Regions from separate parts of the Homo sapiens genome. Here region 1 is linked to region 2. A link is a loop called in an ENCODE intact Hi-C map of the cell type or tissue named here. Cell type or tissue: thyroid gland. All regions are shown on one strand. Each heading gives the region's core, and the rest is flanking DNA. Links, peaks and the distances in the headings are about the cores only.

Region 1 (8,337 bases), core at 277-8,276, 57 kb after region 2:
CCTGGCTAACATGGTGCCCGTCTCTACTAAAAATACAAAAAATTAGCCGGGGGTGGTGGCAGACACCTGTAGTCCCAGCTACTCGGGAGGCTGAGGCAGGAGAATGGTGTGAACCCAGAAGGCGGAGCTTGCAGTGAGCCGAGATTGCACCACTGCACTCCAGCCTGGGGGACAGAGCGAGATTCCATCTCAAAAAAAAAAAAAAAAAAAAAAAATTGGCACTCAGTTCATATTCATTTGAGGAGTTTAAGTCTTTCCTGTGTCTAAATAAATCTTTCCTGTGTCTAAGTGTTGCCTCCTCACAAAATTCACAAATTTCTGGAGGGTGGTCCAGAACAGCACTTGACACATAGTCCAGGCTCCAAAAATACTTGAGTTGAATGAATGCCCCACCCTGTGCCCATGTGTCTTTACAGTGTGTTCTACTCACCTTGAGAAGCTTCTCTTGCATCTCAAGGGCTTTTGCTTCTCTCTGCTCTATCCAGTGGGAAAGAGTACGCAGGGCAGCAGCCCGTGTTGGAATTTGAGGGTCATAAGCTGACAAAAGAACCTCTTGGAGCTGTTCTGTGGTTACGCTTCCAGATTTCTGACTTGTAGTAGTGCTGGGCTCATTGACTCCTTGAGGAATGATTGGAGCATTTGACTGCAGGCCTGTCTGGGGGGCTGTCTCATGGCTCTGCTGTTGTTCAAGGTGGCTATGAGCTACATCAGTGGGTCTTTCATGACTGGTTTGTTGCTGCTCTTCTATTTTCCCTTCCAGATCTTTTCTGTTCAGTGTACTTTGGGCAGCCATGCTGACGGCCTCAGTGGCAAAGGCTCCATGGGTAGAGATGGTGATGCGGAGATCAACAGCGAGTTCTTGGATGACCGGATCAGGGTATGTGTTGGATACCTTCTCCAACAGAGGCAACAACTGCTTCAGAACAGCAAAATCACTTGACTTCAACTACAAAATGAAATAAAAAATGTCAAACCCAAATTAACATAGCAAATTTCAATATGACCTGAGCACCAGGAAACATATTCTGAGAAAAAAGGGCAGGGATCAAATCTTGCTCATGGTGTAATCAGTGTATTGCCTGGGTCCAGCACTGAATACCATTTGTTGAATAATCATACCTAACATTTATTGAACACTTATCATATACAGGTTCTTTTCTAAGATAAAACACACACACACACATTCATATCCTTGTGATATAATGACTATTATTATCTACATTTTAAACAGGTGGAAACAGAACGGTTAAGTAACATGCCCAAGGTCACAGACTGGAAGATAGTAAGATGTGAACTCAAGAAACTGGGATCAGAGCCCACACTCTCACCCAATACCCTACGCAGTCTCCCTTGAAAAGATAAGGCTGTTCTTAACTACATGATCTAAAGTGGCCAGTCAGTATGCAAGTGCACCATAGATCTGGAAGGGATCACAGAGAAAACGGGAAGAAAGGGATTTCTTCTGGAAAGTGGAAGTGAAAATTATATAACATTTTATTCTCCATGGAAGCTTTGTCTGAATAATGTCATATGCCTTACTACTAAGAAAGGTGCATGAGTGTTACAGCTCTATTAGAATTTGTCTAGCAGGTTTTCTGGTCTTCACTGGAAAGCACCCCCCTCACCCACTGCCACCCAAAAGGTGTATGTGTGATCAATGAAAAGTAAGAATCAATGGTAATACTTTTCTGTTTGAAAACACTGGAGAAATTATCAGATGAGGCTTCAGGAGACCCTGAAAATTTGAATACCTTAAGGATCTTAAGTCCTTTTTACTGGCCAACATGGCGAAACCCCACCTCTACTAAAAATACAAAAATCAGCTGGGCATGGTGGCATGTGCCTGTAGTCCCAGCTACTCGGAAGGCTGAGGCAGGAGAATCGCTTAAACCCGGGAGGCAGAGGTTGCAGTGAGCTGAGATCACGCCACTGCCCTCCAGCTTGGGCAACAGAGCGAGACTCTGTCTCAAAAAAAAGAAAAAAAAATCCTTTTTATTTTTATTTTTTTCTTTTCTTTTTGGAAACGGAGTCTCGCTCTGCTGCCTAGGCTGGAGTGCAATGGCGTAATCTCGGCTCACTGCAACCTCCACCTCCCGGGTTCACGCCATTCTCCTGCCTCAGCCTCCCGAGTAGCTGGGACTACAGGCACACGCCACCATGCCTGGCTAATTTTTTATAGTTTAGTAGAAACGGGGTTTCACCATGTTGGCCAGGCTGGTCTTGAACTCCGGACCTCAGGTGATCCGCCCACCTTGGCCTTCCAAAGTGCTGGAATTACAGGCATGAGCCACGGTGCCCGGCCGAGACATTTTCAAATAATTATACTAGTATTATCATTATGCTAAACTTCATTCAGTGCCTCGGTTGTATCATGGACTTTTTTAAAGCATCTAAAATGAGAATAATTTACCTACAGTCTATTTGGCCTCTTTTTTAATTTCTCTTCTATATAACAATTTCTTCTAAAAAAAAAAACCAGCCAAGACAAATAGATCAATGGGACAGAACAGAAAGGCCAGAAATAGACCCAGATAAATAGAGTCAACTGAACTTTGACAAAGGAGCAAAGGCTTTAAATGGAAAAAAAAATACAGTTTCTTTTTTCTTTTTTTTTTTTTTAATTGGAACAAGTGTCAGTAGAAAAGACAGTTTTTTCAACAAATGGTGCTGGAACAACTGGCATGCACATGTGAAAAAATGAATCTAGACACAGACCTTGCACCTTGCACAAAAATTAACTTGAAATGGATCATAAACCTAACTGTCAAATACAAAACTATAAAACTCCTACAAGTTAACATAGTAGAAAATTGAGATGACCTCTTAAAAGCAATGACCTTTTAAATACAACAGCAAAGGCATGATCTATGAAAGAAATAGTTAAAAACCTGGACCTTATTAAAATTAAGAATGTCTGCTCTGCAAAAGAAACTGTCAAGAGAATGAGAAGACAAACTACAGAATGAGAGAAAATATTTGTAAAAGACATATCTGAAAAAGGACTAATATCCAAAATATACAAAGAACTCTTTAAACTCAATAAGAAAATGAACAACCTGACTTAAAAATGGGCAAAAGACCTTAACAGATAGGTCTACCAAAGAAGAATACCCTACCAAAGAAGATATACAGATGGCAAATAAGCATAGGAAGACATACTCAATGTCATAAGTCATTAGGGAATTGCAATTTTTTCTTTTTTTTGAGACAGAGTCTTGCTCTATTGCTCAGGCTGGAGTGCAATGGCACAATCTTGGCTCACTGCAACCTCCACCTCCCAGGTTCAAGCGATTCCCCCACCTCAGCCTCTTGAGTAGCTGGGACTCCAGGTGCGGCCACCATGCCTGGCTAATTTTTGTATTTTTAGTAGAGTCAGGGTTTTGCCATGTTGCCGGGGCTGGCCTCAAACTCCTGACCTCATGTGATCCGCCCACCTCAGCCTCCCAAAATGCTGGGATTACAGGCGTGAGCCACCACACCAGGCTTCCCACCCACCCCTCTTTGCATCCACAGAGTTCTCAATCCTGGGCATGGCAGAAGCACCTTGATCCCTCCCTGATCAAGGGTGTGACCTGGGATCCCTGGCCTCGGGCTGGACAACCAGGTGCCCACAACCTGTATGGGGGTATTTACTCATTGAACATCTAGCCCCTGGGGTTGTCCAGGGAAATGCACTGGGTGGCAGCAGCTATGTGAGGAGTTTGTTTCTGTTTTCTTTTTTTTGAGACGGAATTTTGCTCTTGTCACCCAGGCTGGAGTGCAATGGCATGATCTCAGCTCACTGCATCCTCCGCCTCCCACGTTCAAGCGATCCTCCTGCCTCAGCCTTTCAAGTAGCTGGGATGACAGGTGCCCGCCACCATACCCGGCTAATTTTTTTATATTTTTAGTAGAGATGGGGTTTTGCCATTTTGGCCAGGCTGGTCTCGAACTCCTGACCTCAGGTGATCTTCCCACCTCAGCCTCCCAAAGTGCTGGGATTACAGGCATGAGCCACCGTGCCCAGCTGAGGAGCCTTTTTTTTTTGAGAGGGAGTTTCACTCTTGTTGCCCAGGCTGGAGTGCAATGGTGTGATCTCAGCTCACTGCAACTTCTGCCTCTTGGGTTCAAGCAATTCTCCTGCCTCAGCCTCCCGAGTAGCTGATCTGGTCTGGAACTCCTGACCTCAGGTGATCCTCCTGCCTCGGCCTCCCAAAGCACTGGGATTATAGGCGTGAGCCACTGGCACCTGGCCAAAGCTCTGAAAATCTTTAACGATGTGTATAAATGAGCACAATGAAGACAATTCCAGAAATAGATGGTTTAATCTCAAAAGCAAAAGAATTAGAGAGAACTAGTCAGCTTAGTTAACTGGAAAGTCATTTTCTTTTTAAGTTGTAAAATTGGAGGCACTGTGGTTTGCAAGTAAGGGCTTTTTTAGCCAGTTTGATCACCTGCATACAAGCAGTTGAAGGATGCCTCTCCACTCTAGGGAAATTCTGATAAAAGACTGGATTACCTAGAGGATAATCAAGTGAAAGCCTGTGAAAACAAGAAGCATGGCTCTCCTTTGCCCCTGATAACACATGACTAACATTCACAACACTCCCATGGGTGTGCCCAGATCTGGAGGTTGCTCACTATGGGTGAGGGCAGTGTTTTTCAACTTTTTGAGCTCATGCCCTTTTGAAAAAACAAAACAAAACAAAACAAAACAAAACAAAACAAAACAAATCATGCCTCCTTCATTAGACATCACCTTTCCTTTCTTCCTTTTATTCTTTCTTCCTTCCATTTATCCATCCATTCAAAAACTGTTAATTAAGTACCTACTGTGGCAGGTTTATTAAATATGGCAGAAAGTAAGACATCTCTAAATGAGGCTGCTTGAAAGCAACAGCAATTAAGAAGGATTGTCTGCTCTTTGGAGTTCTATATAACAGCTTGAAATAATGGGAATTTTCCCAAGCAGTTCTATAGAGCACCCAAATTGGGCTCGGTGAAGAAGAGAAAGGACAGCATTGTAGCACAGGAACTGACTCAACCAATTCGCCTCACCAGCATGCAACAGATTTCAGCGGCTCGTCCCTCTCTCCCCTTCCTCCATTCTGCAATAGACCTCTAGCTTGCTTACCACTACTTCTACCCCAGCCTCTAATCGTTTGCAATGATTCTAATATGTAAGTCAGCAGCACCTAAAACACAGTCCATGCTCCTGGTAACCTTTCTGCCAAAGAGTCTGAGCAATGGTCTTTGATCAAAAACATGACCTAAGCAGGCCAGGCGCGGTGGCTCATGCCTGTAATCCCGGCGCTTTGGGAGGCGGAAGCGGGCAGATCACCTGAGGTCAGGAGTTCGGGACTAGCCTGACCGACATGGAGAAACCCCATCTCTACTACAAAAAAAAAAAAAATACAAAATGAGCCGGGCGTGGTGGTGCATGACCGTAATCCCAGCTACTTGGGAGGCTGAGGCAGGAGAATCGCTTGAACCCAGCGGGCGGAGGTTGCGGTGAGCCGAGATCGTGCCATTGCACCCCAGCCTGGGCAACGAGCGAAACTCCATCTCAAAAAAAAAAAAAAAAAAAAAAAAAAACATGACCTAAGCAGTGTAGAGTAAGACCAAGCTAAAGCCCCCTTCCCCTTTAGAGAAGAGATGCACCTTTTCTCTCCCAATAATGGGCCCCCACCCCAGTAGAATCTAGATTTCAAGATTTGGAGCCCAGCTTTTAACCAGAAGCTCTGCTGCCTCCCTGGAACAACATGGTTTTGGTTTTTCCTAAAGAAGGTCTGGAATGGTCTGCTCAGCCTCGTGCTTTAGAGACCAATGGACAATACAACATCATGCAGAAACTGCTTCTTGAGGGGACAGGGAGGAGTAACCAATGTATAATACTTTTAGTGGTGACTAACTCTGAAATTTAGAAAATGAGCCTGGAACTACAGTTATCTTGTCAGCAGTCTTTTTTTTTTTAATTATAAATTTTTGTTTGTTTGTTTTGAGATGGAGTCTTGCTCTGTTGCCAGGCTGGAGTGCAGTGGCATGGTCTCCGCTCACCGCAACCTCCCCCTCCTGGGTTCAAGCGATTCTCCTGCCTCAGCCTCCCAAGTAGCTGGGATTATAGGCACGCGCCACCAAGCCCGGCTGATTTTTGTATTTTTAGTAGAGATGGGGTTTCACCATGTTTGCCAGGCTGGTCTTGAACTCCTGACCTCGTGATCCACCCGACTTGGCCTCCCGAAGTCCTAGGATTACAGGCATAAGCCACCGCGCCCGGCCTTTTTTTTTTTTTAATTTTGTTTTTGTTGTTGTTGTCAGCAGTCTTAAATACATGCTTTTTCCAAATTAACTCCTCTTCCCAGACACAATGTTCTAATAATCACTTTGATTACATAAATTAGAAACAAAAAAGGTTCAGATGATGTTAGATTCTTTTTTAATAAGCCAAAACAACGAATCCTAGTAAGAAATAGGAAAAAACAGTATATTGTTAGCCTGACAATGATTAACTGAAAACACAATTCAGAACCATGACATTTTTTTCTAATACAAAGAAAGAAAATCCAGCATTACTATAGAAGCCATTTACAAATCCATGATTCAAACAGAAAAAAAGTAGTAGATCTAGGGCAAAGGTATAGGGGGTGACGTGCTTATGTTCACTTAACTAACTGCAAAGTCAGAGGAATGCCGGATGTAATCAGTGAGTCAGGATGGCTCACAGAAAGGCAGGGGCCTGCAAGGTATAACCTTGATATCAGTCAGGTGAGTCTGTCTTAGAACACAACTAATGTGCACAGCCAGCCCTCCAACAATGGGCTTCTAGAAAGGGAAATGGAGATTTTTGTGATCTATCTTACATTGGGATGTGGTTTGAAATGATAAGTGTGAAGTAAAGAGAAGCCAAAAAAAAAAAAAAAAAAAAAAGCACACTCTCACCTTGTGGAAAAAGACTATTCAAATCAATATTCAACCAAAAAAAAACAAAACAAAACAAAACAAAAATCTATTTGGCCAACTAAATCCAATAAGAATACAACTTAAGAAAAATGATTCCGGCCGAGCGTGGTGGCTCATGCCTGTAACACTTTGGGAGGCCGAGGCGGGTGAATCACTTGAGGTCAGGGGTTCGAGACCAGCCTGGCCAACATGGCAAAACCCTGTCTCTACTATAAATACAAAAAATTAGCTGGGCGTGGTGGTGCATGCCTGTAATCCCAGCTACTTGGGAGGCTGAGGCAGGAGAATTGCTTGAACCCAGGAGGTGGAGGCTGCAGTGAGCTGAGATTGTGCCACTGCATTCCAGTCTGGGTGACAGAGTAAGACTCTGTCTGAAAAAAAAAAAGAAAAGAAAAAAGAAAAATGATTCCATCAGTGAAACTTTCCTTGATAGTTCTTTTTTTTTTTTTTTTTTTTGAGACAGAGTCTCGCTCTGTTGCCCAGGCTGGAGTGCAGTGGCGCGATCTCGGCTCACTGCAACCTCCGCCCACTGCAACCTCCGCCTCCCAGGTTCACGCCATTCTCCTGCCTCAGCCTCCCGAGTAGCTGGGACTACAGGCACCCGCCACCTTTTTTTTGTATTTTTAGTAGAGACGGAGTTTCACTGTGTTAGCCAGGATGGTCTCGATCTCCTGACCTCCTGATCCGCCCACCTCGGCCTCCCAAACCTTGACAGTTCTAACAGCAAGGGTATACTATGGCTCTAGAAACTGAACCAAAAGCTTTTTTTTTAAAACAATATGGAAAATATATAATTAGAAGTGCTAAGTAAATCTAAAGAAATGGGCTTCACACTAATAACAGGCCCAGATAAAATTCCCTTTCCTTTTAGACAGGCTAGTGAAAGGTATATTCTAATACATCGAGAATCAGAATCAGATTTGAATCCTCAAGCTCAAAAATCCATTCCCAGAGGGTATCCTACTCATTGCTAAGGGTTATGAGCAGGCTGGCTGCAGGGTAGATTTCATAAGACTCACACTAAGCCTATTCTGCTTTCCTGCAGACTCCTCACCTAACTCGGTATGTAATCAGCCAGTCACACACACATGCATGGTCTAGCCCTTGACTATCTTTTGTCCTTGCAGGCATGCTCTTCCCCTTGGTCTCTACAATTCACTAACACCAGCCTTCCATCAGTGTCTCAAGTATACCAAGCTCTTTGCTGCTTCTAAGCCTTTGTACGTGATGTTTTCCTTACTTGGAAGAGTTTCCTTCAAATCTTAGCTTACGCTTACACTTCCTCAGTGGAAATCTTCCCAGCCTAGGTTAGATGTTATGTGCTCTTGGTACCCGCCACTTCTCTTTTGAGACCCTTCATTCAATTCTAAGTACATTTCTGAACAGTCATTTAGTGTC
Region 2 (8,337 bases), core at 331-8,330:
CATGTATCCCTCAGTCCCTCTCTCCCCTCTTCCACCCACCCACCTCCCCTGACAGGTTCCTTGATTCTGGGAGCAAAGCTGCACATTTTGGAGATGGCTGGTCAGGGTTAAACATTTAGTTTATACCAAAGGTGTCAGAAGAGAAAGAAAAAAGGCAAAACAAAACCCGAAAAACATTTAGTCTGAAGCCATGAAATAGTTTTTCTCTATGAGATATTAGCAGTTTAATTCACTGCTGAAAAGACTGTACATTTCTGGAGGACAGCTTGGCACTAAGTATCTTTTAAAATTAAATTTAAAAAATGTGTTTTTTGAGACAGGGTCTCACTCTGTCACCTAGGCTGGAGTACAGTGGCACAATCATGGCTCACTGCAGCCTTGACCTCCCGGGCTCAGGTGATCTTCCCACCTCAGCCTCCTGAGTAGCTAGGACCATAGGTGCCTGCCACCACACCCCCAGCTAATTTTTGTATTTTTGTGTAGAGATGGGGTTTCGTCATGTTGTCCAGGCTGGTCTTGAACTCCTGGGCTCAAGTGACCTGCCTGCCTCAGCCTCTCGAAGTGCTAGGATTACAGGCATGAGTCACTGCACCCGCCGGTGCTAAATATCAAGAAGTATATGTTGACCTAATAACTTCCCTTGTAGAAACCAATCCCAAGGAAAGAACCAAAGAATCATCAAAAGGAGTTATATGTAAGAATAATCAACAGAACACTTGTCATAATCAGTAATAAACTGGAAACAACCTAATTAAACAATATGTTCCCAGAGATAATTAAATAAAAGTATAATAAATTCAGGTAGTTACATAATTAGATTATAACACAGTCAATATTATATTTTCAAGAAATAGGCCAGGCATGGTAGTTCACGCCTGTAATCCTAACACTTTGGGAGGCCGAGGCAGGAGGATCACTTGAGCCCAGGTGTTGGAGTCCAGCCTGGGCAACATAGTGACACACCATTTCTATTTAAAAAAAAACTAACAACAACAAAGAAATATTTAATGACATAGGAAAGTACTTACAAATAATGTTAACCAAGAAAAAAAAAAGCAGTATATATACATACAGTGTAATTACAATTCTGAGAAAGAAAAAAAAAGCTTGAAGAAAATACATCAAAATGTAAACAAAGAGTAGTTACTCCAAAGTGAAATTATAGGTGATTATTTTCTTTTTCATACTTTTAAATATTTTTCTGGGCCAGGTGTGGTGGTTCACATCTGTGATCCCAACACTTTGAGAGGCTGACACAGGCAGATCACTTGAGCTCAGGAGTTTGAGAACAGCCTGGGCAACATAGTGAGACCCCACATCTACAAAAAATAAAAAAATTAGCTGGGCATGGTGATGCATGCCTACAGTCCTAGCTACTCGGGAGGCTGAGGTGGGATGATGGCTTGAGGCCAGGAGGTGGAAGCTCTAGTGAGCCAGTGATGGCACCACTGCACTCTAGCCTGGGCAACAGAGCAAGATCCTAGCTTGAAAAAAAAAAATCCAAACTGTCTAATATAAGTAGGAAGTATAGTTCAATCTATAGACTTTTCCCTTCCCCTTATTATATCAGTAATAAGTTATAGCCATCAAAAAATTGATGTGAGAAAGAAAAAGAGAAACGGGAAAGGAAAAATAGTTACTTAGTCTGGATTTCAACCTTCAATTCTGGCCATATTAGTATTTCCATTTATATTAATATAAATGTTTGTTGAATTGAACTACACTGATGCCAGCCTAGGCAGACTCAGCAGGGAGCATTTCATTTGATCCTGAGTTTTGATGAAAATTTCTTCTTTAAAAATATGTGAGCTCTAACACTTGACTGCTGTTTATTGCTGCCAAAATCCATGAATGCTAAACTCCCAGACTGGTATCCAATTATTCACACTTCCAACCTCCCTTTTCACCTGAATTTAAGACTGTGCTGTGAAATGGAAATCTCTGAAAACTATCATACAAAAGCTATTTTTCTTTTTTTTTTTTTTTTCTTTTTGAGACGGAGTCTTGCTCTGTCGCCCAGGCTGGAGAGCAGTGGCGTGATCTCGGCTCACTGCAACCTCTGCCTCCCAGGTTCACACCATTCTCCTGCCTCAGCCTCCCGAGTAGCTGGGACAACAGGCACCCGCCAACACGACTGGCTAATTTTTTGTATTTTTATTAGAGATGGGGTTTCACCGTGTTAGCCAGGATGGTCTTGATCTCCTGACCTCATGATCCGCCCGCCTCGGCCTCCCAAAGTGCTGGGATTACAGGCATGAGCCACCGCGCCCGGCCCTACAAAAGCTATTTTTTCAAAAACGGACCTGTTGTGCTGTGATGATGATGAGGAACGGATGTAGCCTTGTAGCACACTGCCACACTCAACTGCAGGGTTTGGAGAAGAAAAAGGACAGACATGACCATTTCTTCTGTGCCTCACAATACTCCATACAGGCCTCTCCCTCCATGGGCCGGGCTTCTTACCAATGCAATTTGTCTATGAGTTGACCTCTCCCTCTAAATGATAAGCTCCTTGCAGGAAGAGACCATTGCTTTTTCATGCTCCTGTTTCCAGCTACAGTCACAGAACCCAACCACTCAGTGGCTACTCAATTAATGTTTCTGAACTGGACTACATTAATGTCCCATCCCCAGGATTAAGAAAAAAAAAATAAGTGTTTTCAAGATAAAGAATTTTGAGCATTAGAAAGAGCAACCAAATAACCCAGGAATTTATATGACTTAGAAATTGACAAAAACAGGAAACTAAATTAGAATTCAGAGAGTATTTGGGTGTTACTATGGGCAGAGGTGGACATAAATTGTTTTTCCACCAAGGATTTCCGACCCAAACTGGGGATCCAAATGAGAGCCACATACAAAGAAGATGTAACTTCAGCCCAGTGCGGTGGCTCACGCCTGTAGTTCCAGTACTTTGAGCAGCCAAGGCAGGAGGATCATTTGAGGCCAGGAGTTTGAGACCAGTCTGGGTACTGGTCTCTAAAAAAAATCAAAATAAAAAAAAAGAAATAACAAGACCTGCAAATCTGAGGCTTCCTGAAGTGATTCAGGAGCAACCAAGTATTTAAAAAAAAAACACTTCATTTTCTCTTCTGATCCCTTTGGAGGAGAAATAAATATTAGCAAGGAACATGAAATATTATCTAAATACAAAGGATAATTTAAAAATATACTTCATTTTATGGTCTATTAAAAGGAAGGAAATAAAGGGTAAGAGGCATATATACGAAGGTTCTAATAGAGGTGAAATAGAGGACTGGGCACCGTGGCTCATGCCTGTAATCCCAACACTTTGGGAGGCCGAGGTGGGAGGATTGCTTGAGCCCAGGAGTTCGAGACCAGCCTGGGCAACATAGTGAGCCCCTGTCTCTACAAAAAAAAAAAAAAAAAAAAAAGGCCAGGGCATGGTGGCTCATGCCTGTAATCCCAGCACTTTGGGAGGCCAAGGTGGGTAGATCATCTGATGTGAGGAGTTCGAGACCAGCCTGGCCAACATGGTGAAACCCTGTCTTTACTAAAAATACAAAAATTAGCGGGGCGTGGTGGCAGGCACCTGTAATCCCAGCTACTCAGGAGACTGAAGCAGGAGAATCGCTTGAACCCAGGAGGTTGCAGTGAGCCAAGATTGCACCACTGCACTCCAGCCTGGGCGACAAAGTGAGACTCTGTCTAAAAAAAAGGTATGAGATAGGCTAGAATTTAGTTAGGGCCAGCAGGATGACTACATAGGTTGTATATTATACAACTCCAGGGCATGCCATTCATATAATGAGGCCCCTAGGAGTTTATACAGCAGTGAACAACCTGCATAATTATATGTGGCAGCCCTGGATTTAACACATTTGAGAGAAACAGAATGGCCCACGTGGGTTCTAGAACAAGGTGTTTCAACAAGGGCCTTACTGCCATTTTGAGCCACATCTTCTTTGTTGTAGGTGGCCATCCTGTGCATTTTATGATGCCTGGTAGTATCCTGGGCGTCTACTACATGCCATAATAATCCCCTCCCCAGCCAGTTCTAACAACCAAAAGTGTCTCCAGACATTGCCAAAGAAAGAGAAGACATAGGTTGAGTATCTCTTATCTGAAACACTTGGGACAGAAATGCTTTGGGGTTTTTCAGATTTTGAATTTTTTTAGAGTTTGGAGTATTTGCAGAATATATACTGGTTGAGCATCCCTAATCCTAAAATCTAAAATGCTCCAATGAGCATTTCCTTTGAGTGTGTCATGTCAGTGCTCAAAACGTTTTGAATTCTGGAGCATTCCAAATCAGGCATCAGGCATATGTGAGAAAGGAGTGTGGTCTACAGCAGATCAGATTAATTCTCTAGGCAATCGCAAAAGGAAATACCCAAAAAGATGCATTTAATAATCCCTTTTGATTTAATTCAATTTGCCAAGTAACATCCCAATGACCAATTCATTATCTTGGGCACAGTAATAGTAATATCAGGAACATATTACTAAACAGAAAATATGTTATATTTTAAGAGAAGTTTTAAGAAATGCAATGGCTGGGTGCAGTGGCTCACGCCTGTAATTCCAGCATTTTTGGAGGCCGAGGCAGGTGGATCACCTGAGGTCAGGAGGTCGAGACCAGCCTAGCCAACATGGCAAAAACCCGTCTCTACTAAAAATACAAAAATTAGCCAGGTGTCGTGGTGCATGCCTGTAATCCCAGCTACTCAGGGGGCTGAGGCAGGAGAATTGCTTGAACCCGGAAGGCAGAGGTTGCAATGAGCTGAGACCACACCACTATACTCCAGCCTGGGCAACAGAGCAAGACTCCGCAAAAAAAAAAAAAAAAAAAAAGGAAAAGAAAAAAGAAATGCAATGACATGTAACAATCCACAAGTTATTGTCAACATTGACATTGGACCACATAAGAGGAAACAGATGGAAAAACATTTGGAATGATTGGTAATTTAACAACGTGTTAAGATTAAATTTCTAGGAGTACAAAAACTCCTAAATTGTTCCTTAAATAAAAGAGACTGAACCAAAATCTTTCCACAATTCTTTTTTTTTTGAGATGGAGTCTCACTCTGTTGACCAGGCTGTAGTGCAGTGGCGTGATCTCGGCTCATTGCAACCTCCGCCTCCAGATTCAAGAGATTCTCCTGCGTCAGCTTCCCGAGTAGCTGGCACTACAGGCGCCCGCCACTATGCCTGGCTAATTTTGTATTTTTAGCAGAGACGGGGTTTCACGGTGTTAGACAGGATGGTCTGGTCTCCTGATCTTGTGATCCGCCCACCTCGGCCTCCCAAAGTGCTGAGGTGAGCCACCTCGCCTAGCCTCCTTCCACAATATTTTCTACATTGAAAAGTAGACATAAAAATATATAAAGCCTTGCTGGGTGTGGTGGCACGCACCTAAAGTTCCAGCTACTCATAACAACCTCAAACCCCTGGGCTCAAGAGATCCTCCCACCTCGGAGTCCTGAGTAGCTGGAACTATAGGTGCAGTGGCTCGTGTGCATAATCCCAGCTAATCATGGGGCTAAGGCAGGAGGACTGCTTGAGCCCAGGAGTTCAAGCCCAGCCTGGGCAACATAGCAAGACCCTATCTCAAAAAAAAAAAAAAAAATATATATATATATATATATATATATAGAGAGAGAGAGAGAGAGAGAGAGAGAATGACAGACAGATAGATTCATACTCATGTAATCCTGGTTTGGGAAAGCTGTTTTCTATATAAGAGAAAAATCATAAGGTAAAAGATAGATTTACCTTCATTGACATTAAAAACTTCTGTGTGTCAAAAACAAAATGAAAAAGAAAATATGAATAAAACTAAAAGAAAATATTTATGATATAAATGTCAATGGTTCAAGATCTTTAAATACATAAAACTTTTAAAAATCAAAAAACAAGGGCAGGGCGTGGTGGCTCACGCCTGTAATCCCAGCACTTTGGGAGGCCGAGGCGGGCAGATCACGAGGTCAGGAGTTCGAGACCAGCCTGGCCAGCATGGTGAAACCCCGTCTCTACTAAAAATACCAAAAAAAATTAGCCGGGCATGGTGGCACACATCTGTAGTCCCAGCTACTCAGGAGGCTGAGGCAGAGAATTGTTTGAACCTGGCAGCCGGACGTTGAAGTGAGCTGAGATTGAGCCACTGCACTCCAGCCTGGGTGACAGAGCGAGACTCCACTACAAAAAAAAAAAAAAAAGTCAAAAAACAAAATTGATACCCTAATGAAAAAACAACGGACTAGAATATGTAATTCTCACACACACATGCACACCCTCCACATACACGGAATCTTAACTAGTCAATATATGGAAAATATTTAACCTTATCAATTGAATAAATGGAAATAAAAACAAGATAGCATTCCTTTATATATCTTCTTGATAAAGATTTTTAAAAATGATAATACATAGAATATATCATACTTTTGAGGGTACAGACAAACATTGATAATATAAACTGGCACAACTTCTCTGGAAGACATTTTAGCAACAAATATCTTCAAAAATATTCCTGGGCCCGGCGCAGTGGCTCACGCCTGTAATCCCAGCACTTTGGGAGGCTGAGGTGGGTGGATCACCTGAGGTCAGGAGCTTGCGACCAGCCTGGCCAACATGATGAAACCCCATCTCTACTAAAAATACAAAAATTAGTTGGACGCAGTGGCACGCGCCTGTAGTCCCAGCTACTCGGGAGGCTGAGGCTGGAGAATCCCTTGAACCTGGGAAGTGGAGGTTGCAGTGAGCCAAGATCACACCACTGCACTCCGGCCTGGATAACAGAGCAAGACTCCGTCTCAAGAAAAAAAAAAAATTCATATACTTCAGGCTGGGTGCTGTGGTTTACGCCTTAATCTCAGCACACTGGGAGGTGGAGGTGGGAGGATCACTTGAGCCCAGGGGGTCGGGATCAGCCTGGGGAACACAGCGAGACCCCCATCTCTATAAAAAATTTAATAAATAGCCAGGTATGGTGGCGCACACCTGTGGTCCTAGCTACTTGGGAAGCTGAGGGAGGCAGATCAGACTGACAGGCCAAGGATGCAGTAAGCCATGATCGCACCACTGCATTCCAGCCTGGGCAACAGAACGAGACCCTGTCTCAAAAAAAAAAAAAAAAATCATATACTTTATATACTTTACTGTATATATGTATTACCTCAATTTTTTTTTAATGGAAAGAAAAAAAGCTCCTGCTGATTTTGCACTATGATCTAGTGGCAGGAAGACAAGTAGGTGTGGCTAGGGAACTAGCATGATGTGGAGAGGTAACATAGTGTACTGCACCCTGCTCCCACGGGTGGGCCGCATTCTCCCACCAACTCCCACCACTGCAGAGAAGAGGTAGGGGTGGGGAGAGAGCAAGGCCTAGGCTGAGGGAACTAGGGGACTTATTAGAGAAGCTTTACCAAGTGGCTATTCACAGCATTTCCACAACACTAGAAAACAAAGAATATTGGCTATGTTGTCAAATTGGGCTTTAATGTTATTCAAAGGATTTCAACACACCACTTCATCTATGCACCAGGACAAGTTGATGATGTGAAACAGAAACTAGCAGTTAAAGCTAAGGCTATGTTTACAGTTGGACACTCTGAAGAGTAGGCTACAGAAAGAAGGGAACTTTGAGAATTAGTGGAATTTGCTTTGAAATGCCAGAAGGCTGTTTTGGAAATTGGGCTAATTATAAGACTATGTAAGGAGGAGTAAGGCCTCACCTCAACTCTATCCAGCCTTTCATCCCCACCTCCACTTTCACCCCAGGAAATGATTTGGACTGGCCAATGGGGACTCTGAAATATGTACTTTTAGTGTTTATCATCCCAAAGGTAGCGGTCTACCAGAGAAAATACATGTTACGTTGATGTTGTCTATGTATGGTTTATATTCTTCTCAGCTCTGATAATCCCAGTGGTACACCCTTCACACCTACTATGAGAGAATGATTTATTATAATGGTGTACTTGTCTGGCATGTTTTAGATCCAAATTCAGAACTAAGGCAAATATAGAAAGTTCATCTTTCTTCTTAGAAAAAAATGTATTTTTAAATTTCACTCTCAGCTGGGTGCAGTGGCTCACACCTGTAATTCAAGCACTGTGGGAGGCCAAGGCAGGCGGATCACCTGAGGTCAGGAGTTCGAGACCGGCCTGTCCAACATGGTGAAACCCTGTCTCTACTAAAAATACAAAAATTAGCCGGGCGTGGTGGTGTGGGCCTGTGGTCCCAGCTACTCGGGAGGCTGAGGCAGGAGAATCGCTTGAACCCAGGAGGCAGAGGCTGCAGTGAGCTAAGATGGCACCACTGGACTCCAGTCTGGGTGACTCCATCTCTTTTTTTTTTTGAGACGGAATCTGG

The links. A loop is a pair of places that touch in the nucleus more often than their neighbours do. Peaks named below come from ENCODE experiments on the same cell type or tissue, not always from the same donor. Only the 100,000 strongest peaks of a DNase experiment are listed, where the experiment ranks them.
Region 1: it touches region 2 in a loop (1.8-fold over the local background); 2 of 110 quality-filtered maps call a loop at or near these places.

Annotation. Positions count from the first base shown.
Region 1 is chr16:68,920,177-68,928,513 of GRCh38, reverse strand. It overlaps TANGO6 (transport and golgi organization 6 homolog), which reads right to left. Exons shown (of 18, transcript NM_024562.2): 13 at 431-946. It also overlaps the pseudogene RNU7-42P. Among named protein-coding and RNA genes, the nearest start is that of TANGO6, 81 kb to the right of the region's middle. In thyroid gland, for the core only: no CTCF peak of the experiment used is centred there; no DNase peak of the experiment used is centred there.
Region 2 is chr16:68,977,689-68,986,025 of GRCh38, reverse strand. All of the region lies in intron 15 of TANGO6 (transport and golgi organization 6 homolog), which reads right to left. Among named protein-coding and RNA genes, the nearest start is that of HAS3, 120 kb to the left of the region's middle. RefSeq lists an enhancer at 7,804-8,304. In thyroid gland, for the core only: no CTCF peak of the experiment used is centred there; DNase peaks (open chromatin) are centred at 5,175 and 7,265; H3K27ac peaks cover 6,864 bases.